Regions from separate parts of the Homo sapiens genome. Here region 2 is linked to region 1. A link is a loop called in an ENCODE intact Hi-C map of the cell type or tissue named here. Cell type or tissue: GM12878. All regions are shown on one strand. Each heading gives the region's core, and the rest is flanking DNA. Links, peaks and the distances in the headings are about the cores only. Region 1 overlaps LOC105377460 (a long non-coding RNA gene). Region 2 overlaps ABCE1 (ATP binding cassette subfamily E member 1).

The links. Hi-C counts contacts between places; a loop is a spot of excess contacts. Peaks named below come from ENCODE experiments on the same cell type or tissue, not always from the same donor. Only the 100,000 strongest peaks of a DNase experiment are listed, where the experiment ranks them.
Region 2: it touches region 1 in a loop (6-fold over the local background); 2 of 110 quality-filtered maps call a loop at or near these places.

The regions. Positions count from the first base shown.
Region 1 is chr4:144,169,264-144,181,681 of GRCh38, forward strand. LOC105377460 (a long non-coding RNA gene) reads left to right here. Exons shown (of 11, transcript XR_002959803.2): 10 at 12,298-12,418. Among named protein-coding and RNA genes, the nearest start is that of GYPA, 35 kb to the left of the region's middle. In GM12878, for the core only: a CTCF peak has its summit at 5,306 (motif pointing right); a DNase peak (open chromatin) is centred at 5,348.
Region 2 is chr4:145,126,858-145,139,275 of GRCh38, forward strand. It overlaps ABCE1 (ATP binding cassette subfamily E member 1), which reads left to right. Exons shown (of 18, transcript NM_002940.3): 18 at 669-2,667. The coding sequence ends at 716. OTUD4 (OTU deubiquitinase 4) reads right to left here. Exons shown (of 21, transcript NM_001366057.1): 21 at 6,793-11,793. The coding sequence ends at 10,573. Among named protein-coding and RNA genes, the nearest start is that of ABCE1, 35 kb to the left of the region's middle. In GM12878, for the core only: no CTCF peak of the experiment used is centred there; DNase peaks (open chromatin) are centred at 5,824 and 6,124; H3K4me3 peaks cover 863 bases; H3K27ac peaks cover 2,326 bases.

The DNA.
Region 1 (12,418 bases), core at 1,767-9,766:
CGCCATTCTGAAACTCAGCAAGTGTCTTTTGGGGAAAACAGGCTTTGCGGTTGGTGCTCTAGTCTTAACCTGTTATGCCAGCCCTGACTAACCGCTAAAAGCTCTAAAAGTGTTAATACTTCCTCCCCACTTCCATGGCATTTTCCTGCTTATAATCTAGTTAGCTGCCATAGAAGAAATCAGCAAATATCCAGATTCCCCCAGGGAAATGAAAGCTCCCCCATGTGACTGTGGAACTCCCTATTATCTCTCATGCCTGAATGTGATTATGATGCCAGTAACAGAATTTTCTGATGGTATTCTCACCCTTCTTCCAAATATGCCCCAGTTAGAGGAGCAGTTGTATTGCTTGTTTCAAATAATCAATGAGCAAATAGCCAAGGGTAATTTTTAGTGATAGACTTCCAATTTCCTTAAAATGAGTTCCAAGAGACTGGTAATATTTCATAAAATTTTAAGACTACAGATCCCAATATCCCTGTTCTTTCCCCTGTTTTGACTGCAGTCTTGGGTCAGAGGACAGAAACTCGGTGGCTTGCTGGAGCAACAAACATAAGTGAGTCTCTACATGCCCTGAGAGCCAGCTGACCTCAAAGATAATACATTTATTTTTAGATTATAATACCATGGGATGCCTATCACATTGTTACTCCCTTGCTTATGTTACTCTTGCTTCTGACATTATAAGTTATTGAATACTAACTACATATCAGGCATTGTACTAGTTACTTCTTGTGGGCAATATATTATTCCTCATCATGATTTTATGAGATATGTATTATTTTCTAAACATGTGGTAGAGCCAGGATTTGAACCCAGGCAGTCTGTCATTATGGCCCAGGTTTATTCTCTATAAACTATACGTCCTCCTGCTATATTAAACATGCAACAAAAGTCAATTAGCATTGTCTGGAGGAGCAGGGATAGGTGAAATGCAAGAATTTGGGCATTATTCATAAGCTGCGTGCAGGAGCAGATGAAGAGGCTTTTGAATAGAGACCTCTCTTTCAAAAGAGACAGTTACATACTGTTCTGAGGAGTGAAATTCAGTATGACTGGGGAGTATAAAGTGAGAGGTGAGAGTCATAGTAAGAGATATGGCTGTAAGGTATGGGCAGTGAGATCATGATGTTAGGGTTTGGGGCTTCATCCCATAGACAATTGGTAAGCTGCTGGAGGCTGTGCAGCAGGGTGGAGCCATACTGTCTACAGGATAAACAGATATTAGGGAAGTAACAAGGTTGACAAGCAGAACTGTAAGAAGCTCTTAGCAGAAATTGAGATAAGAGTAAAGTCAGATATTTCAACTAAGGCAGCTATTGGGGTGTTAGTTAAACTGATTCAATAACCGTCTTTTTTTTTTTTTTTTTTGAGACAGGGTCTCGCTCTGTTCCCCAAGCTGGCATGCAGTTGTGTGATCACAGCTCACTGCAGCCTCTACCTGCAGGATTCAAGCGATCCTCCCACCTCAGCCTCCTGAGTAGCTGGGACTACAGGTGTGCACCACCTTGGCCAGCTAATTTTTTGGTAGAGACAAGCTCTCACTATGTTGCCCAGGCTGATCTCAAACTCCTGGGCTCAAGCAAACCTCCTACCTTGGCATCTTTAAGTTTTAACTATTTAGAACTTAATATTGAGTGGCTTTGTGTTTAATTGGGTGAGGAGGATAAGAGGGAGGCTAAAGGTTGCTTCCAAAGTTTTCAGCTTGAATGACTAGGTAAAGAGTGGTTCTGTTTATAGAGATGGGAAATGAAAGAAAAATCACATGCTTCATTTTAGATTTGTTAAATTTAAGGTTTCTCTGGAATATGCTAGTGGAGAGGTCAAGGAAGAAGATGGACTCTTGAATTTGGGACTCAGAAGGGGAATCGAGACTGAAGACAGAGATGTGGCAGTCATCTGTCTGCCTGTACATGGAGCAAATAGAAGTGTCCACTCTATCCTAATGGATAGCAATCAGGAGAAAGACAGGACTGTAGTATCTTCAGATTGTATAAACAGGCGCTAGAAGGTCTCTAAGTCTAGTTGTGAGAACTGGAGAATGGAGATGACCTAGTCCATATCAAATCAATTAAATTCCAGGTTTTGGTAATATCCAGCTGTGGCCTTCTAAGAGATTGTTTTGCCCAGAACCTATCCCTTTTATTGGAGTAATTTGCTCTCTGTCAGTGGTGGCACTCAGAAGACATAGACTTTGTTATGTGACCATTAATTTTGACTATGGCTGATTAGCTCATGCATGGACACTGGATACAACTTCAGGCCTTCTAATTCTTCTCAGGAGAAACACAGAAGACTGGGTGCTAGAAGCTTAGCCCTATTAATAGAATTCTTGAGTGAGAATCACCAAAAATCTCCTGGGGTCCACTGAACTGCCTGGTTTCCCACCTTTTCTGATGCCTGGAATCTGTGAGGCTCCCCAGTATCCCTCAGATAAATTTTCTTGTTCTATGAAGATATTCTAAAGTGGGTTTGGGATACTTGCAACCAAAAGAGTCTTAATTAGGACAGCCTTGAAGTGTCTAATTAGGGAATCATTAACAGAATGAAGCAAAGGCTGAGGCTGAGCTGAGCTGGCCAGGGACCAAGATAAGCGGCTTTGCAAGTCTCTCTGTGACACAGTGAAGACTGTGGTGACTGCTCTTGCTAAAGCCATTGCATATAATTTGGCTTCAAATGACTAAAGGGGCCCTTTTGTGCATGGCTAATCATGTGGGGATGTTTAGTACAAAGCTAAATATGCCCTTCAGTCCTGCCACGCTTTCTCATAAGTGAGATGTGAGCTTGAATTGTCTCTTCCAGACAAATCCTGCTGCTTCATTTTTTAACAAACTATCTGTCTAGTGTAGAAGGGATTCAATTATCCCTTCACCTTAAAAATATGCCAATGGATGGTGTCGGCCTTCTGTGGCTTGGAGCAAACTCATGTTACACAAATCTGTTTCTCATTTATGTGTTCAGTTAAATCACCAGGGTTGTTTTTTTTCCCTCATAGGATGTGGCAGTACAGAAGGCTGACACCTTTTTTATTTGGGCATTCTACTCAGATCCTGGACATAGGGAGGAAGGAGAAGAAAGTACTTGAAAATGTTGATGTCTTTCTTTATTGGACAAAAGGCCCCAGAATAAGAAATGATGGAAGAAGGCATTTTTAAGTACTCAGTCACTTTCTATGTCACTAGACTCATATCTTATTAGTTGGTATGATTTAGTGAGTCATATAGTAATGTTTCTAATGTACTACCTTTGGTATAAATTGTAACTGATGCAAAATATAGTTTAAAAGAATAAACAAGGAAATGCTATGTCATAAGAAAGAAAAAAGATTTTAGTAATGTAATACTTAAATAACTTCAATAGAGATTTAAGGATTTATTTGTATACATTTCATAGATTTGTTTAATGATTCTGCAAAATTCCATAGCTAGTGAAAAAAAAAAAAAACTACTAGAACCCAGAAATAGCATATAAGTTGTTCCCTCAAGACATGAGATGGTCAATGAGATACCTAATTAGCATCATTATTTATCTGGGAAAACTTTAAAGTACACAATTTGATAATATATACTAAGTAGTATAGTAATAGTAAATAAAAATCACTTTGGCTCTATGTAGAATATTTCCTATTGGTAAGCAGGGTTGAAGGAGATACCTACATATATGGTGTCTTGAGTGGAGGAATTCGAACACAGAACCTGGTTTAAGCTGGTTTTTCCTAAACACACCCTGGAGAGAATGACTCTTCAGTACCATTTTCCTGGATCTCCTGAGCAATTCTTTTTGTTTGTTTGTTTATACTTTGTCTTCCATTAGACAGCATTATTTTGCTTTCAACCATATAACCCTAACCAATACAAATACGGTAGAAGGCACTCATGATCAAAGAGAAAGAGCCCTAAAATCAGAATCTCAGAGTGAGGTTGTACCTGGGGACCACGATGCATTGGTATCTTTGTGGATCTGGAAAAATGCTCATCACGACTAATCACCGATGAAATGCAAATCTAAACCATAGGGAGATATCATCTCACCCCAGTTGGAATGGACATTATCAAAAAGCCAAAATAATAATAATAAGAAGAAATGCTGGTGAGGATTTGGAAAAAGGGGAACTCCTATGCACTGTTGGTGGGATGTAAAATAGTACAGCCACTATGGAAAGTAGTATGGAGGTTCCTCTAAAAACTACAAATAGAACACCATATGATTCACTAACTGCTGAGTGTATATTCAAAAATCAGTATGTCAAAGAGATACCTACACTCTTTTTTTGTTTTGAGATGGAGTCTTGCTCTTGTCGCCCAGGCTGGAGTGCAGCGAGGTGATCTTGGCTCACTGCAATCTCCGCCTCCCGGGTTCGAGATATTCTCCTGCCTCAGCCTCCCAAGTCACTGGGATTACAGGTGCCCATGACCATGCCTGGCTATTTTTTGTATTTATAGTAGAGACGGGGTTTCACCACATTGGCCAGGCTGGTCTTGAACTCCTAACCGCAGGTCATCAGCCAGCCTCGGCCTTCCAAAGTGCCGGGATTACAGGAGTGAGCCACCAGGCCCGGCCAATACCTGCACTCTTCTGTTTATTCCAGCACTATTCGCAATAGCCAACATATGGAATCAACCTAAATAAGTGTCCATCAACAAATGAATAAATGAAGAGAATGTGGTGTATAAAGAGTGGAATACTGTTCAACCATTAAAAGAATGAAATTTGGTCCTTCGTGGCAACACGGATGAGCCTGAAGGACGTTACGTTAAATGAAATAAGCCAGGCACGGAAAGACAAATACCACATGAGCTCAATCATATGTGGAAGCTAAAAAAGTTGATATCATGTAAGTAGAGAGTAGAACCGTGGTTACAAAGTCTGGGAAGAGTAGGGGGAAGAGGGGCTAGGGGAGATTGGTTAAGGGATACAAAATTATAGCTAGATAGGAGGAATGTGTTCTAATGGTCTATAGCACTGTAGTGTGGACCAGAGTTAACAACAATTTATTGTATATTTTCAAATAGCTAGAAGAGAGGATTTTGAGTATTCTCAACACAAAGAAATGATAAATGTTTGAGGTGACTGTCTTGCTCATTACCCTGATTTGATCATTACACATTGTACACATGTATGAAAATATCACATTGCACTCCACAAATATGTACACTTATTATGTGGCAATTAAAAATAATAACCAATAAATAAATAATGAGTAGAAAAATTAGAAAACGAATATGTAATATCTAACTCTGTAGAGCCCTCTATTTTAGAAAAGAAACTTGGTAGATTTGTTCTAAGATTTGATCGCTAGAGGTCACCAAAGTCACAGAAATTATCAGTATTTTTTTCTTTCCGTTTTTGAGTCACAGGCGGATGTCTCTGGCCTCTCCCATTATGCAGTGCATTTACTGGAAGACCTTTTGCTGCTTAGTCTTAAGGAGAGTAAACTGTTTGGACTAGTTTTTTCTAATATTAAATATTCCAGGAAACAGACAGCCATCTATCTATGGGACTATTCAAAACAGATGGGTGTTTCTAGAGAATGTGATTTATTTCCTTCTCTGATACCAAAGGGCCTATTGGTTGATACCTGCTGAATGTGAGTTCTGAGTAATGTTGTTGAGACAGAACCACAGAACACCCAGCAGCAGCACACACCGTTTCAAGTGAAACAGCATGGACCATTTCAAGGAAAAAACATTGTGCCTTTACTGGTAACATGTCTGGTGTAGGAGGGCTCCAATGAAGCAGAACATTCAAGAACACCCATTGCATCTTTTAAATAACAGACCACACTACCTTTTGCATGTTAATAATTCTCCATTTTTTTTTATTGAACTCAACATTAGCCTAAATCCCCAGACCCTAAATTTGTGGAGATTCAAAAACAAACAAGATTGGAATCCTGAAAAGACTCAATGAAACTGTCTCAATTTAAGAGATGCTTCTAGCAGAGATAGAAAGATATAATAGCTAATTTCAGTTTTTTTAGCATGCTCACATTTTAGGGAGGCATAATTCATATTAAAACTTTCTAATTCTGTAATTAGACAAGATGTAGCCTGTAGAAGATGAATATTTGTCAGGAGTTAAATGCAGCTAACAAAGATGCAACAGGCAAGAAGCCTTTCACATTTTCAAGGTTTCATTTACCAATAGCTACATTATTTCCCTGGTTATGTAGATAAGTTTGTGTTTAAATGGTCTCCTGCAGAAACTAAGTAAACCATTTTTTTTCCCATAAGACCTCACAGTGCTTAGATACCTGACAAATCCAAAGTTAAGGCTTTGGTACAAGCCATAACCTAAAAGACTCAAGCCAATATCAACGTGACACATTTTGCATTTAGGCTTGTTCTTTATTCAGTGGACTTCATTTGACTTTGATCTTGGTTAACTTTGAAGTATGCAAGGTTCCCACTTTCCATAAGGGTTTTTTTTTTTTTTCCAGTTAAATCAGACAGGCAGGCAAAGGAAATCTAAACCTTGAAAGAAGTGAAAACAACTAGACACAGTCAGTGATATATTTTCACTACTTTGTTTAAAACAGCACATTGCCATACTTAAAACACTTCACATCAATGAGTTATTTATTAAGTTTTAAATATAAGTCACATTTTCCACTGTATCTTAGGAGACACATTTGAAAACATGTTGGGAATCTGTTGTATGATTTGTGTGAAAAGTTTAGTTAAATGCAAAACTACAGATTGTAGTTAATGATGTACTATTACCATGAAATAGCCATTAACTTAAAGGAAATATTTATATAGGAATTACAATATATGACATTTTATATCTGAAAGCTGGATCTCTTATGGAATTTTATAGACTATGGATTTCAAAATCTACTAGAAACTAGGATTCACATATGTATTTATAAAATGATCCAGACCCACATCTCAAACATTCATTAATTTTGTTTCACCCTTATCATGTTTTAGATTTATGGAGCTATTTCTTATCATGAAGTGAACTTCACTTAATAATGAAGTACATATACACATGCACACACATAAACGTGCATGGGTGTGTACAAATTTATTATTTGGAACAAAAATAGAATCATATATGTATCATTATAAAATGTGTCGTAAAGGATATTAAGAGAAAAAACTTCTTTTTTGAGAGATTTAAAAATTCAACCCAGCCAGGTATCATTTCTCTCTTTCATGATACCTCACTTACCCTAGTTATTCTCTTCTCTTAAGTCTGCAAACTGGAACTTCCCTCTATTAAAGAAAGTAGTAAATTTGTGTTATGTCAGATTAACAGCAGGGGGTCCTGAAGTCAGTACACGTTACTATTTCAGCCCTATTCTAGAAAGAAGCAAAAATTTGAATTACATTTCAAGTCATCTAGAAGGGCTAAATTCTCTTTGGAGTAAGTCTGACCCTGTCAAATTACAAATCTAATATTGTTTTTGGACATACAGTCTGACCAGTGACTCATGTAAGAACTGTTACAGTTGAGTTACCAACTGTGGTCTTACAAACCATTTTGGAGTAGAATAAAAACTCTCCATGGATCTGGAGACAACATGTCTCATTCCTGCACCAGCTCTTTATCTTCCTATGGACATCTGGAAGAAAGCCCCCAAAATATTTACTTGTATATTTCTCTATAATTATATATATATATGTATAAAATTAAGAAGTTGAGGAAATAAACTTTAAAGAAGAGGATTTTGAGATGTAACAGTGATGTAGACTGATATGTGTAAGCCTCCTCTACAAAAATTGTTACTATACAATGAGACATATGGTACAGGCTAAGCCTCCCATGGCTTTGACTGTGTTCTTTGGGAATGACACTGGAAACCACCCTAGCAGGTTGGAATGTCAGGTGCAGACTCTGGATTTGGGGTCTCAATATTCTCAGGTGAAATCCTAAAGCTGTGTGATACTAGACAAGATATTTAACTTATTTGAGCCTCAATTTCATCATTTATGAAATGGAGATAATACATGCCTAGAAGGTCTGTCATGAATATAAAGTCAGAGTGTAAATGCAAAGCACTGACATAATATCTAGCTTGAAATAAATGTTTAATTAAAATTTGTGTCCTTCCACAGAAGGTTGTCGTAGGATTAAATGACTTGACATTTATAAAAGTGCTTTGAAAACCACAAAATGCTACTCAAGTATTAGACTTCATTAATGTTATTTTAAATTTGTGTTTTATATGCCCTTATTCTTTTGGGAAACTTTAGCCAACAAAATAGATTGTCCAGAATTGATACAGAAATCCTACCAGATAATCCAAAGTCAAATTTAAGAGAGTATTCATTTTCCCCCAAGAAAAATTTTATGATAATTAACAAAGAGCTAACTTTATTATTTGGAATAACTACCAATTAGCTTCCTCTAGACACCAAAATGCTGCAGAAGAAAATATATCAGGTGGGGGTGGGGAGGGCAAGAGAAAGAAAGAAAAGAAGGAAAACAAGGGCACTGGGACAGTTTACTATAGGAATGACTGAACATGGACTGTGACTTTAATTACTTTAAGGCATGAAAACTAATTTTAAAATGTAGTTTAGTTTGAAGGACACAGTTATTCAACACCTATAATTAGACAAATACCACTAAATAGGCCTGGAAAAGGCTCTTTGGGCTGAAGATACACTTTCAAGGAGCAGGAAGCTATTCCTGAAGTTCCCATGTGTGTAGTAAAACTTCAGCTCATGTGGACTAAGTTATACATCCATCCTGGCAAATGCCGACACCCCTGGAGGGTTAGACCCTAATAATTCAGTTCCCTGGTAAAAACAGTGTTGTATACACCTGCGGGAGCACTAAAACTAGGGACTGAGTGTGTAACCACTAGAGCACAGACTATATTATATATAGTCCTCTCCTGTGAGCAGGAAGCAAATAGAATTAGTTAAATCCAAGTTAATACTCTGTGAAGACGTTTCTTCATAAATCAGGGCCCTAATGTGCAGTGACTTGTTCGAAGTCCTAGAAGACATCATAGAAGAATCAAGATCATAAGTCAATGTGATACAGGATTACTAGGCAACAAGCCACAAGAGAAGAAACAGCATCTAGGCTGAGAGAGCTTACTATGAAGTCAAACCAGCCTCTTTCTGTCTCTCTGTGACTTTGATCAACTTGTTCAAATGACAAGCTTCAATTTCTTCACCTGGAAGAGGACAGTAATCATGAATACCTTGCAATGTGGGTATGAGGCTGAAATGAGAAACTGTATGTAAAGATTTTAGCACTCTGATACAACAAGTAGCTATGACCATGAATAATATTTTTAAACAAAATACTCACAAAAATACTCTATCACATAGATAGGGGCCTGCAACCAAGGGGCCTTTTGTGGAAATATGTTAGGAATGCAGGGGCTGTCCTGAAGAATGTTCTGTGCTAACTTTAACCGGGAGTGAAAAATGACTGCTTAGATAACAAGAACCAAACAAAATGGGAATCTTATTCTAATATGCTCTTTGAATGTCTCTTCAAATAATCGTTACATTAGGCTAAGTAGAAACAGCCTCCAGAAGCTGCATCTTTGAACTGTGACAATTGTCTCTGTGCCAATAGAACTTAAACATACTATTGGTTTTTAGCTCTAGAGAAGGTATTCTTTTAAAATGTACTTGATTCTATTTTGCATTAGTCATCTAGGGGTGCTGCATTAAGCATGCTATATTTCAGTAAATATCTGTAAAATACATTTAAACCTGTATTTGATCTGCATTTAGTTCTTTTCAGGAACTACAGCTAACAAAGTAGATGGCCAGGAATTGATATGATAATCCTACTAGTTAATGCAAAGCCACATTTAAGTGAGTGTCCATTTCTCTCAAAGAAAAAAATGTATAGTAATTCACAAAGAGTTAACTTTATTATCTGGAATAACTACTGTCTTTCTTCCTGAAAACACCAAAATTCTCAAATGCATGCAACTACTGAAAGGCATGGGAAAAGGATGTGTCATCATCAATCTGTCACTCTTCCCCATAGCCTACACTTTGCTGCTGTCTGAGTTTGCTTTCAGTCCTGCAGCCTGTACCACATCTACTATGAAATCTGTGGGGGCAGGTATGGGGTTTCCTGGTAGAAGGTAAAATAAAAGCCCAGCTATACTGTAGAAGACATGTTCTGAGAGAGGTGGAATGGAATGGGATGATTCTTCTCCCTCAAGGCATATTTGTCCTGATACTGCTGATACTGAGGCAGTAGCAATGGGGCCTGAGAGGAGAGGGAGGAGTAAAGATATGGAGTAGAGTTTATGTAAGAGTGTGATGAAGGGGCGGGTCTAAGATGACTTTCAGGTTTCTGGATTAGTAGAGTGTAGACTGGGAGGATGTTGGTGCTATTTTCTGAGATAAGAAGGAAACAGGAAGAGAACAGATATAAAGGGAAAAATATAAGCTGGTATTGAACAGGCTGAATCATCACATATAACCAGTAAGCAAATGGATAGAAAGATCTAGTTATTTTTTAGACTAGTATTTAAATGGAGGCAATAAACTACAGAGCACTATGTATCAAGGACAGTTTGTGATATAAACAGATACAATTTAGTCATGTCATAGATCTGCCTTTTGTGAGCAATAAAATTTAACTCTTTGGGACTACTCATTATTAGTACAATACATTTGGGAAACAATATGGTAATAAATATCAAGAACCTTAAAATATTACTATTTTATTTAATAATTTTACTTCTAAGATGCTATGAAGCTAATCATAGATGTAGACAGTATACAAAACATGTATACTGCAATAATTAAAGGAGCAAAACATTGAAATCAACCTGGATATCCAATAATAGGATAGTAAAATAAATCATGATACATCTGTGGAACAGACTATTAGTCAACCATTAAAAATAGTTTTCATGAACAGTCTTTAAAGATGTGAGTGCTTCAGTTTTCTCTTGCTGCACAACTAATTGCATCAAAACATATTAAATTAAAACAACACACATATATTATGTCACCCAATTTCTCAGGATTGGGTGGTTCTGGCTCAGCATGCCTCCTGAGATTTTAGTCATGCTATTGACAAGGGTTATGGTTTTCTCAAGGCTTGACTGGGGCTGGAGAAGCCATTTCCAAACTCATGCATATGGTTTTTGGCAGGCTTCATGGCTGTTGGCTGGAGGCTTCAGTTCCTCACCATGAGAGCCTTGTTGTAGTGCTCCTTACAACATGACAGCCTGTTTCACTCAGAGTGAGAGATGGGACAGAGAACCCACTATGGAAGCCACTGTCAGTTATAGCCTATTGATCTCACAGACCAATCCTGGTGCAACATGGGAGGAGCCACATTTAAATCAGTGTCCATTTCTCACAAGGGTGTGAATACTAGGAGGCAGGAATCATTCAGGGACATCTTGGACTCTGGCTACCACAGTAAGTCAATGCTTTTGATAAAGTGTTAAGTGAGCAAAATAAAGAATATATGTATAGCTTAATTATTCAAAAAATGCAAAGAAGGCAATGTAAGCATACCAGAATTTTAACTATGCTTATATTGGTTGCATGACTATAGTTTGTTTCAATGGTTTTATATAGTCTTTGATATTTCATAAGAATTTTATGATTAGAATGTATTTTATTATGTTCTTTCTAAATGTTAAAGAAGCTTAGAAAACACATTGAGTTATTAATTTTAATTACTTTTACATTGCGTATGAAGATGTTCAATAAAACTCAAGTCCTCTACTAAAAAAAAACTGAAGTATTTTACTAATTTAATATAACTAGTTAAGCTTAGGACCAAGAGATTATAATTTGACTTCTTTTTAAACAGTTCCTTATGTTCCCTAGCATAAGTATTTTATAGATATTCAAACATAATAACTAAACCCCTAGGTCGATGATCATTAAAATATTTTTGCTATTCAGTTTGCCCACTTTATAAAAAGGTACTATGTGCCAAGGCTAAACATTCTCTAAGGTAACATTTGAACTCTAAAATTCATTGATTTTTAGAAGATATTTATTAAATAATAAGTATTTAAAGCACAGTACTTTCTTAGTCAGCTGTACTGCAGTCCAAGATTCATGAGGAATTTAAAGGTGTTTTTGGAAAGAGAAGTTGGTGCAGATGTTTATTTTTCACTTGCACCATGAAATCTAGGCCCTGCCTAAGCACAGTGGAGGTTGGCATTTGGAGATGTGAAAAGCAATACGGTTTTCTGCAGCATTCATTGGGTTTCAGTAGCCTGCTACATGGAGTGGCGCATATTTGTGAATTCATTTAGTCCTGAGCAGTGTCTATAGATACCCCAACAAAGATCTTTCCTGGTGTTTGAATGTTTACTGGTATTTCCTTCTGCAGGATGTCCGCTCTGCTTGTCTTACCGCATGAGAGAGTGCAGATGTTCCTGAAAGCATCTTTGCGTGGATTTGCTTGAAGCGAGATGTGAGAGAAGGGGCAAAGCTCGAAGGGAGCTGCTAGA
Region 2 (12,418 bases), core at 1,852-9,851, 960 kb after region 1:
GGCCAGGATAGAGAAATGGTTAAGTTCTCACATAAAATTGAAGAGTTTTCTCAGTTTTGAAAAGCATATTGGGTAGAAAAGAAGAATTTCTTTGGAAGCATTAAGGACACTTTGTATTGTCATTTTCTTAGACAGACTTATGGTTCAGTCACCATGAGTTATCATTTCTGTATGCCTACTCATCTTAAGATTGTCATACCTTAATCCTAATAAGAGAACAGCTCAACAAGTAGGTAGGTGAGATTGTTACTGGCCAGTATTGGAAAAAACTTTATATATATATATTTTGTGTAGTAGGCAGATCTCAAACTGACAGTATGCTGCATTTTGAATCTGGAGATAAAAGTTGCATTGATGAAAATGGAATTTAATAGTTTTCCTAGAAATAATAACACATAGCAAAATTTTATATATGTGAGGCATCTTATATAAAGGGACTTTACTTGAGTTGGTGCAAGTGAGTCATTCTAGCATTAGGGATGGGGCAGAGGTAGTTATCTTTCCTTTGAGCAGTGGACCCAGGAATATCCAGAAACAGATGGTATGTGCAGAACAGGTTGTACAGGCACTGTTTTAAGCACAGCTAAGTAATACCATGAGTGAAAGTCTACTTTTACCTATAGTAGAATCGTGTTGCTGATTTTTGTGGCTTCTGTTTTCTTTTTTAGGATGTAGAACAAAAGAAGAGTGGAAACTACTTTTTCTTGGATGATTAGACTGACTCTGAGAATATTGATAAGCCATTTATTAAAAGGAGTATTTACTAGAATTTTTTGTCATATAAAACTTGAATCAGGATTTTATGCCCCACATACTCTGGAACTTGAAGTATAATATACTTAATATAACATAAAAAGCCAGTTGGGTTCTAAATTGTAGTTGAAACACAGAAAATGCCACTTTTCTGTTCCTGAAGAGGCTCTTTTGTGCATAATATTCTAAAATGAAGACATTTCAAGCTATACAAATTACTTCCAAGTTTTCATGATGTATGGGAAGATTTTCAGTAGGTGTATTATATTCACGGTACCAAATGCTGACCAGTGTTGCTCCATTTTTTAAATCTTGAAAAGGGTTTCTGTACTTACCTGGTTTGCCAAGTATGCCAGTGTAATGAAACTGCCCTTATTTTAAAAGCCAGTCAAAGATTCCACTGATTGACATTTGATAAATAAACATCAGGATTATGTTTATTGTTTGTTTTCAGTCTTTGCACTATATTACCAGTATATGGTTTCCGAGGAAGATTATCTACTGCAAAACACCACTGTTGGAAAAATAGGTATTTTTAAATTGTTTTTAATCTTTTTTGGTGCTTTTAAACATGTTTAGCAAAAACCAATTCAGTTCCATTCCCCGCAAAAAACCCCTAACTTTACTCTGAACTTTTTTTGTTTTTGCATTCCATGAGGTTCTGTATTCAGTCATTCTCTAGGTAATGTCATTTTTGTACACATATATTTATATAATCACTGATTGAGATTTAGGAAAAAGCATTTCTAAAGAATATTTGCTTCCCTTAGAACTACAGACTCGAAATCTTTAAAGATGGTGCCTAAGCATCTATGTATTTTTTTTAAGTTCCACAGATTTTTCTGTTGGGCAGCCAAGGATTATAAACCACTTCCCTAAAGGCAACATTAATGCAAAAGTCCCCAGATGGCAATACAAAGTATCCCCTGGTACCACATATATTCATTTGTGAGTTTGGATATAGAGCACATTATCTAAACCATTTTGTAGTTCCAAAAACCCATCTAAATTTCTTGAGTTCCTGAATTTTGAACAGGATTACCTGGAGCCTGGAGCCACTTTAAGTTGTACTTCTGACTAAACTGGAATTATGAGTGAGGAAGAGTGTTTACTAAATAAATGACTGGGGCAAGCAAAATTGAGGAGGAAATTAGAAACTGTTTGACAAACTTTAAGAGCTACTTGAAATAACAGAAGTCTTGATTAATATGCAAATAATGGCTAGAAAGTATGGTTTAACTGGACCCTATTATGCCTTTTAAAAATAATTTCAGTAACCCATAAATACATGTTGTAAAAAATTCAAATATACAGAATGGAATAAAAAAATGATCTCCCTTTATTACCCTCCCAAAGGTTACCAGCGTTTGAATTTAATAATGTATATTCTTTCATGCTTTTTTCTGTGCACTTACCTAAGTGTGAATATGTAAAGGGTTTGTTTTGTATACAAATGGGATTATACTAAAATAAGTAATGCCTATTTTTAAGGATAGGTTAAATTTGTGAATGATCATTTCAAATATATTGAATAAAATAAGCAAAAGCTATTGTTATTTACTGATCCTGGATTGTCTTAAAGAAAGTACTTGTGATATAAGAGCACAGTTCTACTTACTGCTAATGACAGAATATGTATTAAACGTATTTTCATGTAAATGAAATCTTTAAAATATGTATCTTAAAATTTTACATAGCAACAGAAAGGCCTACAATTGCTAACACAAGAAAAATACTTATAAAATCAGTATAAAATCAATGCAGATGTTAGCAAAAGAATGAGACTACTTCATATGTCCTAATTGGAAAAAGTCTCAAATACTTAAAAAAACAAAAAACTGGAACAGTTTATTATACTACCATTTTTGTGAAAATATACAAAATATTGAAATAAAGGAATACTCAAGAAACAGATTGCTTTTGACAAGGACAATTTGATCAAAGAATAGACGGGAAAAGGAGACATTTATATATACACATATATAATACCCTTTGAATTTTACACTTTGCATGTGATTATAAATCATTGAAATTTTGGGGGTTTTTTTTTGTTTGTTTGTTTTGAGATGGAGTCTCGCTCTGTCACCCAGGCTGGAGTGCAATGATGTGATATTCACTCACTGCAACCCGCCTCCTGGGTTCAAGCAATTCTGCCTCAGCCTCCTGAGTAGCTGGGATTACAGGCACCCACCACCACACCCAGCTATTTTTGTATTTTTAGTAGAGACGGAGTTTCACCATGTAGGCCAGGCTGGTCTCAACTGGACCTCAGGTAATCCACCCGCCTTGGCCTCCCAAAGTGCTGGGATTACAGGCATGAGCCACCGCGCCCAGCCATTGAAGTTTTTAAATCGTCATTGGATAATAATAGTGGCATCTGTAGCCACTTCTCTCCACATTTGAGATAATACTGGATAATCCATATTTTCTGTGTTCACTTAGTGTAGTCTTAAAGGCAGTGTATTGATGCTACAACTGTTTTTTGCAATTTAGGTTAACCTAATTTTAGACTACAAGCATTCTGAAGTCCAGTCTTGTATCTGTCTTAACACTCAGTATATATAGCATGGTGTCTGGCATGTAGTGGCCTACTGTATTGAAGGAATGAACCTGCATGCCACAGAGAAAGTAGGAAGACTACAAAACTGCTGTGTTGTATAATTTCCTTCATGTTCATCAATATACTTGGATACAGGTATGTCAAGTCCTTAACCCCAGTGCCTAGTCTGCTGTGAGCACTCAGTGAGTGGTTCAGAAGAGAAAGTAATCATTCTGAGTTGGAATGTCAGAAAGGACTACATAAAGGAATTAGGTCCCAGGAAAGAGTAACAGCACCCATCTTACTGAGTTGTTAAAAGGATAAGTGAGATAATCTACCTAAAGCAAAATACATGTCTGGTGAGAGGCAGAAAGGAACATGGGCATTTAAGAGATTAATGGAAGGAAATGATGGATATGGGCAGATTGTGATGAGCTTTCTGTGCCTTCCAGATTGAAGTTAGTTTTTTACATGCTGAAAGTAGTAGGACTTGAAGAGACAAAGCAAGGCCAGTTAGAGAAGCGGAAATATCCAGACAGTAGTTGTTCCGGAGCTTCTACTTTAATTTTTCACCGCTTTGTCTTAATTTTTTTAAGCATTTCTACTCTGTCCACTTAATACATGCAGGTCTAAACTTGGCTGTATACTGTGCTGACTGTTGCTCTTGGAAGATTGTTTCCTTTGTAGTGTTTCAGTTTGTGAGCAGATGTTCAGTGAGGCTGTATCTGAAAATTCTGAGATTTTGTGTGGCAAATATCATTTATCCTCAGCCCTGTACTCACCACCACTACCACCTCCTCTGCCAATGCCCAGTCCCACGTGGTTGGTCATAATTGGTCTAAGACATAGAAAATCCTCTTCCATACTTTCCTAGTCTCTTGCAGTTAAGCCATATGACCTAACTGCAAGAGAGTTCTAGCCAGTAAATTGAAACCTCTTGAGGTTTTTCTAGAAAATACCTCAAGAAAACCTCGTTTTCCTAATAAAGGGAGATTATCATCTGGTACTGCTTCTTGAGGGTGTAATATATGGAGCAAGCATTTCATGCCCAGAAGGTGACACATATAAGGGAAATGCAAAACAAGCTACAAGAATGTTACTCCTGACATTAAAATGCTGCACAACTGCCAGCAGCCACTTCTCTCCACATTTCTTGAGAAATAAATCCCTATTTGTTTAAACCTGGTTAAGTCAAACTGGTTTCCTGTTTGCCATCAAGAAAGGTCTTTTCCTTGAGAGGCTCTCCATTTGCCTTCTGCCAGGGGAGCCAAGTGTGTTACCACCCTGGAACCACTTTTCAGTTTTCCTAGTTTGTGAGTTTCTGGACCTCAAACCTAAATGAATGTGGTAACATTTTCAGTGGTTGTTTTGTTTTTTGCCTTTAAGAAACTGGATCCCAGGCCAAGACAGTTTTGTCTGGGAATTTTTAATTTCACTCCTTTTCGCTGGGGTGACTCTGGCTTTAATGAAAATGTTAGTTCCAGCTCCCAACCTTGCATGTGCCTAAGTATAGGTCTCCCATGTCAATGGTCACTTTATATCTGTGCTTCTGGTTTCTTGTCTCCATTTATAAAAGTATCTTATAAAACTATACAGGACTTAAATGCTTTTACTACTAGTTTGGAAGGATGCAACAAGTAACAAATATATCCCTAGATAGGTAAATTGCAGTAGTTTGTTTTCTATTTGATCTGGAGGTCGTTAGTCCAAAGTCAAGGTTCTCATTTTTTTTAAAAAGAAATTGGCTTACTACACAGAATTTTGTTATCAATCGGTTAACCTGCCAGTTCAGTTAAGAATATTCATAGGGATAGGAGGCCTTAAGAACCACACTCATCTACATTTACATCTTTTTTTTTTTTTGAGACGGAGCCTCACTGTTGCCTAGGCTGGAGTGCAGCGGCACGATTTTGGCTCACTGCAACCTCCGCCTCCCAGGTTCAAGTGATTCTCCTGCCTCAGCCTCTCCTGCCTCAGCTGGGATTACAGGTGCGTGCCACCATGCCCGGCTAATTTTCGTATTTTTGGTAGAGACAGAGTTTCACCATGTTGGTTAGGCTGGTCTCGAGCTCCTGACCTCGTGATCCACCCGCCTCAGCCTCCGAAAGTGCTGGGATTACAGGTGTGAGCCACCACGCCTGGCCTACCATTAACATCTTTAATCTTTGTAATGCTTTTTACTAAATGTGAAAAATAAAATATAATTACAGGAATGTTATGTATTTTTAAAGGATTGCCTCTAAAGCCCCAGTTTCTCTAATGAATTCATTATAGAAAAACCAGTTTCAAAAACTGATGTTTATACCTATGTCTGTCTGTAGCTTTTCTTAGAAAACCCTATTAAACTATTCTGAGGGGTCCACGTTTCATGAAGAACTCACAGATTAAGTTAGGGTGCAAAAGTTTATGAAGGGAAGCTGTGTTTAACTTCCTCTTTCATAGTTACTTACATTCTCATACTATGCCCTAGACCCAGACCTAAGTCTTTGAATGAAAAGGGAAAGTTTAATTATTCAAAGTGAAAAGCAGGCCCTTTGTATCAGACACTTTTTGGAGACCGCTGACTTAATTTGGGTCACTGCCATGCACTTCTGGAGTGACCAATTCTGCAAGAGCCCCCCATCCAGCCACAAACACACCTCTTACTAACCAGCCCCAACACTGGCTTCTCTTATTGACTCCATGGATAAACCCACGGGCATACTGCCAAGAACCTAATGTTTCCTTTCTCCTTCCTTTCTCCCTTTCCCACAAGGTTCTATATTTTACTCAGCTCCTAAAGCAGTCTCAAAAGTTCCACATGCCAACTCTCGTTACCTTTATAACAGCTCATCCTCCTTCCCAGCCTGCTGACCCTGTTCCTAGATCACTCACTTTTCTGTCAAATACTTGAACTGAAAGAGGCTCTTGTTTCAGGTTCGGCCTCCTGAGGAAGCCAGGCTAACAGAAAGTTCATATTGTATGTAAACAAGTATTGACTTGATAATATTCTTTGGTAACTTTTATAAAGAAAAACAGGCTTTAAGAAATTGAGTTTTCAGAGTATAAAGTAAGTATACTTTGTTTTCAAAACACTCAATTTGCTTTCACCTTTAGCCAACATAAATATCACTGAATGCTAAATGTAAAAACCATTAAAAAACAATTTAATCCATATTCTTAGATATTCTGCACATTCCCATTTAGTCATTGCAGAAAAAAAATGGTAGCACTAGCTATAAAATCACTTAAAACTAGACTCAAATACAAGTCCTACCACTTACTAGTTGCATAACCCTAAGCAAGTAACTTGGCCTCAATTTCGTTATATAAACTAGGGAAAATTACACAGTACCCATAGATTATAAATTCTACATGGCTTTTAGTTGCATGTATGAGAATTGTCTTCTAGCTGGAAACATGTCATGGAAATCATTTATTTTAAGGAGTTTACAAAAATTCTCAAGATCTACATGCTATATTACCTGGTTAACCCTGGAACCAAAGAATCACAAGCAGAATCAAGAGACAAAATTTAATATATGCACACAGTTTTATATATAATGCAGCATCACACCATGTAGGGCATTTACTCTTATTTTATACATTCAGATATGTTTGAAACACTTCTTAAGGCTACAAAACAGAACATAGAAAAATAAACAGGAATATATTCAACACTTACAAAAAGTGATATGATAAAGAATATAAAGTACTAGTTTCCTTTTAACACTTCAAAAGATATGTATATATACTTTTTTTTACAAGTAACATCACAAATGATCACATCTTCACATGCTCTTAAAGTATTATTTGTACTCAGTGTAAGGCTATTATCGTTTTTCATACATAAAATTTTCTAGCTCTGTAACACAATGCAATTTTTAATCCATTCAAGTAAGTTCAACCCCAAAGTTGCCGCTTCCCAGCATTAAGACATGCACCCACCCCTCTTCTAAGATTTTCTAAAACTTGTATTTCGGGGAGAAAGACCTCTTTTAAAAAATAATCCCAATTAGTGGGAGAGTAAATGGCTGACATTAGTAGCAAAACCTTAGTTATCTGAAAATAACATATTGGAAATGAGACATTATTAGGATTTTAAACAAACAATAGCATTTAGACATAAAGTAGGAAGCAAAATACAGTAAACAGAAATAGTGTAGCCAAATATGCATTCTCTTCAGCTACACTAGAGTGGACCTTGCTTAGTACCCTTAAGTAAAAGACAAAACATTTACCTCATCTAAAAATGAAGGTAAAACGAAAGAGGCAAAAATAAATATTGCTAGTTTCTAGGATGGCTGAATGTTTTCTAAACCAGAAATGGTTAGAAAGGAACTTTATTGCACCAAGTCAATCATAAGCAAGTTTGCAGTTCACAGGCATTTTAATTCAACCTTGAGTCACAAAGGAAACAACACGCTGCAAGAATACAGTCTGCATTAAATAAGATATATCAGCATTGTGGTCTGGGAAAACCTATGCTTGCCAGGACAAGGCAGGGTCTGAGCTTAGGTCTGCCATGAAAATGAATTTGTGGGTTATCAGTAAACAGTATGAGGACTACACAGATGCCAGCATCCTGCTGCCAAGGAGACATGGGGCAAGAGTTGAAGATTTGAGAGGAAATGAAGAGACATACACAACACCAAAGGGAAAAGGGGGCTGGAATCAAGTTCAGCCAAAGCACCTAACACAAAAAACAGGTGAGCTTTGGTCAGTCTGTTCTTCAAAATATGTATGATCATAATATGGTGAAGTTTCATAATTTCCAACTCAAAAATACAAATGATCCTCAGTTCTATACTTTTGCCTCTATTCTCTTATAAAGAAATATGTCAACATAACAGTATGACATAACAGTTAAAATGAAGGACAAAAGCTTGCTTATCCTTAGTTTGACCTCAGCATAAGGCAAAATCCCCTGGACTAATACATTTAAAAACAAACTTAAAGGAAAAAAAGCGAAACCAACCTTCATGCAAAGATTAATTTTAAAACTATCAAAAGTCAGTTCTTTTATTCCAGAGGTCACTGAGAAAAGTACCATCTGCTAAAATTCTCTTTCAAGCACTTCTTCCATCATATCCTAGAGGTGAGATATGGGAAACAGAAAGCAAATCAGTGTTTCCTTCAGGAGCTATATTCTGTTACTCAATTGAGGTAAGACAAAGTGACAATGAAGATATGAGTAGTATTTCCTTCCAATTTTTAAACATTTTCAGAAGCTGAGATCAAACCCCAGTCAATAAAATGCAGGACACTAGAAGCAACAACTTATTTTGGACTCCTGAGATCAAACACATTGAACTTTCAAATCTGGTGTTTGTATCAAAATGTGATTTTCATTAAAATCAGGTAAGCTAGTCCTACATAAAAAAGCATGAGCTGAAAGTGGAGGACCCTCTATCTTCTCATTCCTTAACTGAGCCACCGATGTTAAGAAAAAAATGGCTTAAGCGGTACCTTCAACAACTATTCTAGTTAAGAAGGTGACAACAAATTCCTTTCAATAGGTTCTCTCAAGAAAAGTTTTCCACACAACCATCCCAGTCTTTACAATTTTTTACCTAGCACCATCATAATAAAATGTTATCTTTCAAAGTGCTCTCTAAAATCCTGTTACATTATCTAAATGCTAATCACTACTCAAATCAGCAGTTACACAGACGTTAGGTAATTAAAACAGCACAGAGGTAAATAACCATTATTACAGTACAGTGGCGATTCACTAGCCCAACTGGCATCCAAACATTCCCATAGGTTATCAGAGAACCCAGAAAACCCATCTGTTTCAGTTTGTCAAATTCAAGTGAATTGTATTTTCTTAAGTAATTTGCTTTACAAAAAAAGAAAGTCACCGCATCTGGTTTTGGCTAGGTATATTACACATGGCATGCAAAGAGAAATTACTACTATGTTATTTGCATAGCACTCAAACTTCCTGATCAGAAGATAATCTCAACATAATAAAAGAGTGGATTTTCACATTGGTATGCACAAATAAAGAATATAAGCTACAGTTATTTTTACAAAATAACACAGATGAATGAATACTGTGTTAATTCAGAGTTCAATCTCCAAATGAGAACAGAGTGCAACATGCAAAGGGAACCTCTAGTGAATACTGCAAAGACTGGAAGAAAACAGAATGTAAGATGTTACCTACCTAAGGGTAACAAGCTATAAAATACAAAGCAAAACCATTTTCTAGCAGCATCCTCTAGAAAAGAACTAGAAGTCACAATCATATTATCTTCTATACAATAGTTCCAGCCCTGACAAGTAGAACATGCAAGTGTAAAGTGAAAGTGATACACAACCAATGGTGCGGGGGGGGGGGGGAGGAAGAAAACAACTCTAGAAACCTGTCAAGCTAAAAATTTTTAACATTTCTTCTCACAAAATATTTAGAATCTGTCAGTGCATTAGTGTTAAAGTGGCATTAAAAAAACTTCTGCAGTTCTAACTGATGCAGATTATTTTCAAAATGCATAGCATCTACATTTCTTTCGAGTAGGCACCATGATATTTACACCAGTGCTAAGAATTCTTGGTGGAAACAGCCATTTCATTGGATTTCCTACTATTCTTCTATGCAATCTCAACAAATACCAAAATTCAAAAATATACCTTATGAATATTAAAAGAACTATATACAACATTGCTAAGACACAGTTAATAGGCTGCCTTATGTGAATATTAAAGAGAAGACATTATTCAAGTTTGACAGATATTGAGATGAAAGGCCTTTGGGTTGGAAGCATTTTAAAAGACAACAGTGTTTTAGGCTGAGAATTGTTTGAGCCCAGTTTATGACTAAGGCATTGCATAATAAAATATACATTTCTATTTGGTGCAACGTTATGTTTGGAATCTATAGTGTGTCAAATGGTATATTTTCTTGTCACTTTAGTAAACACTATAAAGCACACATTTCCAACATCTGAAATCAAACTTATAAACTTATAAGGAAAAAAGCCAAACACTAAATCTATAATGTTTTATATTAAGCTGTTTATAAAAAATACTTTAACAAACTTATCTTCTACTTTTTACGGGGACAGTCACTTGATCAACAAACAGATTCTGAATGAAGAAAACTGGCAATGCCAGGAATTAACCTGCCCCCTTGAACTCATGTCCAAAATGTCTTGTCCAGTATGGGAGTGAAGGTAAGGGGGGCTGGGGAGAGGAAAGAGTTCCAACTGCGGTTTTTACTTTATTGTATTTTTTTTAAAGCCTTCAGAAACATTCCACCTAAGAGTTTCTGTTAGAAAATACTTCGGCAACAACCATCAAGTGTGCTGTCCCCTATGGCCATCTCCCATCCCTGATCTCCTCCTATCTCCCCTAAATGGTCGCCCTCTGACATTTCGATGGTACTGATAACCTTCATCCCGACTTCTGCTTGGCTGTCCTTTCCAGGACTCCTCACTTCTCACATGTTGATATCCACCCCTACCAGAATAGCCCCAATCACTTTTGTACTTCCTGCTTCCATAAGTTTGATTATAGAACTGCTTGGATCTACCACTTCTCAAAATATTAGACACTTCATTTTCATCTTCTGAACTCTCTTCTTTTGGTCTTTGCACTCTGCTATCAACAGAGTTGGCCCCAGGGCTGACCACATCAGCAGCAGTCTTAGGATCTTTTACTTTTTCTGTTTTTTCTTTCAGGCTTTGAATGGTCCTTTTAGGTTCAAGTTCAACAGGCACAGTTTCTCTCTCTCTGTTTAGAATCTGAGTGGGAGGATGAGCCTTTCCCTCTGCTACAGGAGGGATGGAAGCCAATGCCGTATCTGCCTTTCGTGTCTGGGAAGATTGCTCTGTCCGGCCTTCGTCCGGCTTACTGCTCACACTTGCTTCAGGGAGAGAATGTACATGTTCACCCCTGGCTTCTGGAAACTCATCTACTGTTGAAACTGAACCACAATCTTTAGACAGATCCAGATTTTCCAGAGACAGATCCAATTCTCCTTTTTCATCAGAGGGCAGGACAATATTCTGCCTCATTACTGGATTTTCTATGAATCCCTGAAAAGGGTACCCATACCAAACATGAGGAAAGAAAGGAGGTGCAATAGGAACTGGGCCTAAGAATGGATTGGGTCCAAAAGATGGCTGGGGGAACATATTCTTGCCACTTAGTGACTCTTCATAATCAGCATGCAGAAGCTGCCCAGGGGTCTCAGATTCAAGATCAGCCTGGTAAGACAATTGTCCATGACTTTCAGACACCTGAGATGGAGGGATAACCAGAGGTGAAGAAAATGTCGGCGGTCCAATCTCTGGCTGTGGCATTTGACCATTAACACTGGCCTCAGTCTGCATAGGAAAGTGGGCATCAGTACAGGTACAATCACTTTCATTCTGAGCAGCAGGAGCCTCTTGGAACCAGGGATTATGAGGATAAACAGGGACAGGGACCTTTGGGTACATCCTGCAGGCTGCCAGGTAGGCCTGGTGCAGAGGGTACAGGTAAGAATGTGGGGCCCACATAGGACAACTGTATGCCTGAAGAGACAAAAAACAGTTAAATAAACAAAAGAGGAGAAAAAAGAGAGGTTTGGGTGGATATCAATCTACAAGTACTAGGGTCAAAATAAGTTTCTCATGCCTACAAAGACCATATAATCTATAGTCCAAATACTAAATCACTGTGATAACCAACGTGAAAATGAATTACAAAATTCACTGCTTTAAGACTCCATTGCTTGCTCCTGTCCTAAAACCAATCTGAAGTCCTCATAGGTTGATAGGAGATAGTATCTCCATCACTGACTGTTTAGCCAGACCTGCATTCACATTCGGGCTCTACCACTAACTCACTGTGTGACCCCATGCAGGCCAGTTAACATCTGAATTTGTTTTACTGGGAATGTCAGTATAAGAGTAGATGATCTCCAATGTCAGGACTCTGCAATTCTAGGAGCCCCCAAGAGTACTCCGAATGTAAGGATTAAGTTAGACCTCTAATCAGGGAGGGATAATGTTGAAAATGAAATATTCCAAATCCTTCCTCTGCAAGAGTTCAGCTAAAAACCAAAATATGAAGAAAGTATAACCAGCTAATTGGCTAACCAATTAAAATCAACATTAAATACATTAAAATTAAGCAATGCAGCAGATAGTAAAATAA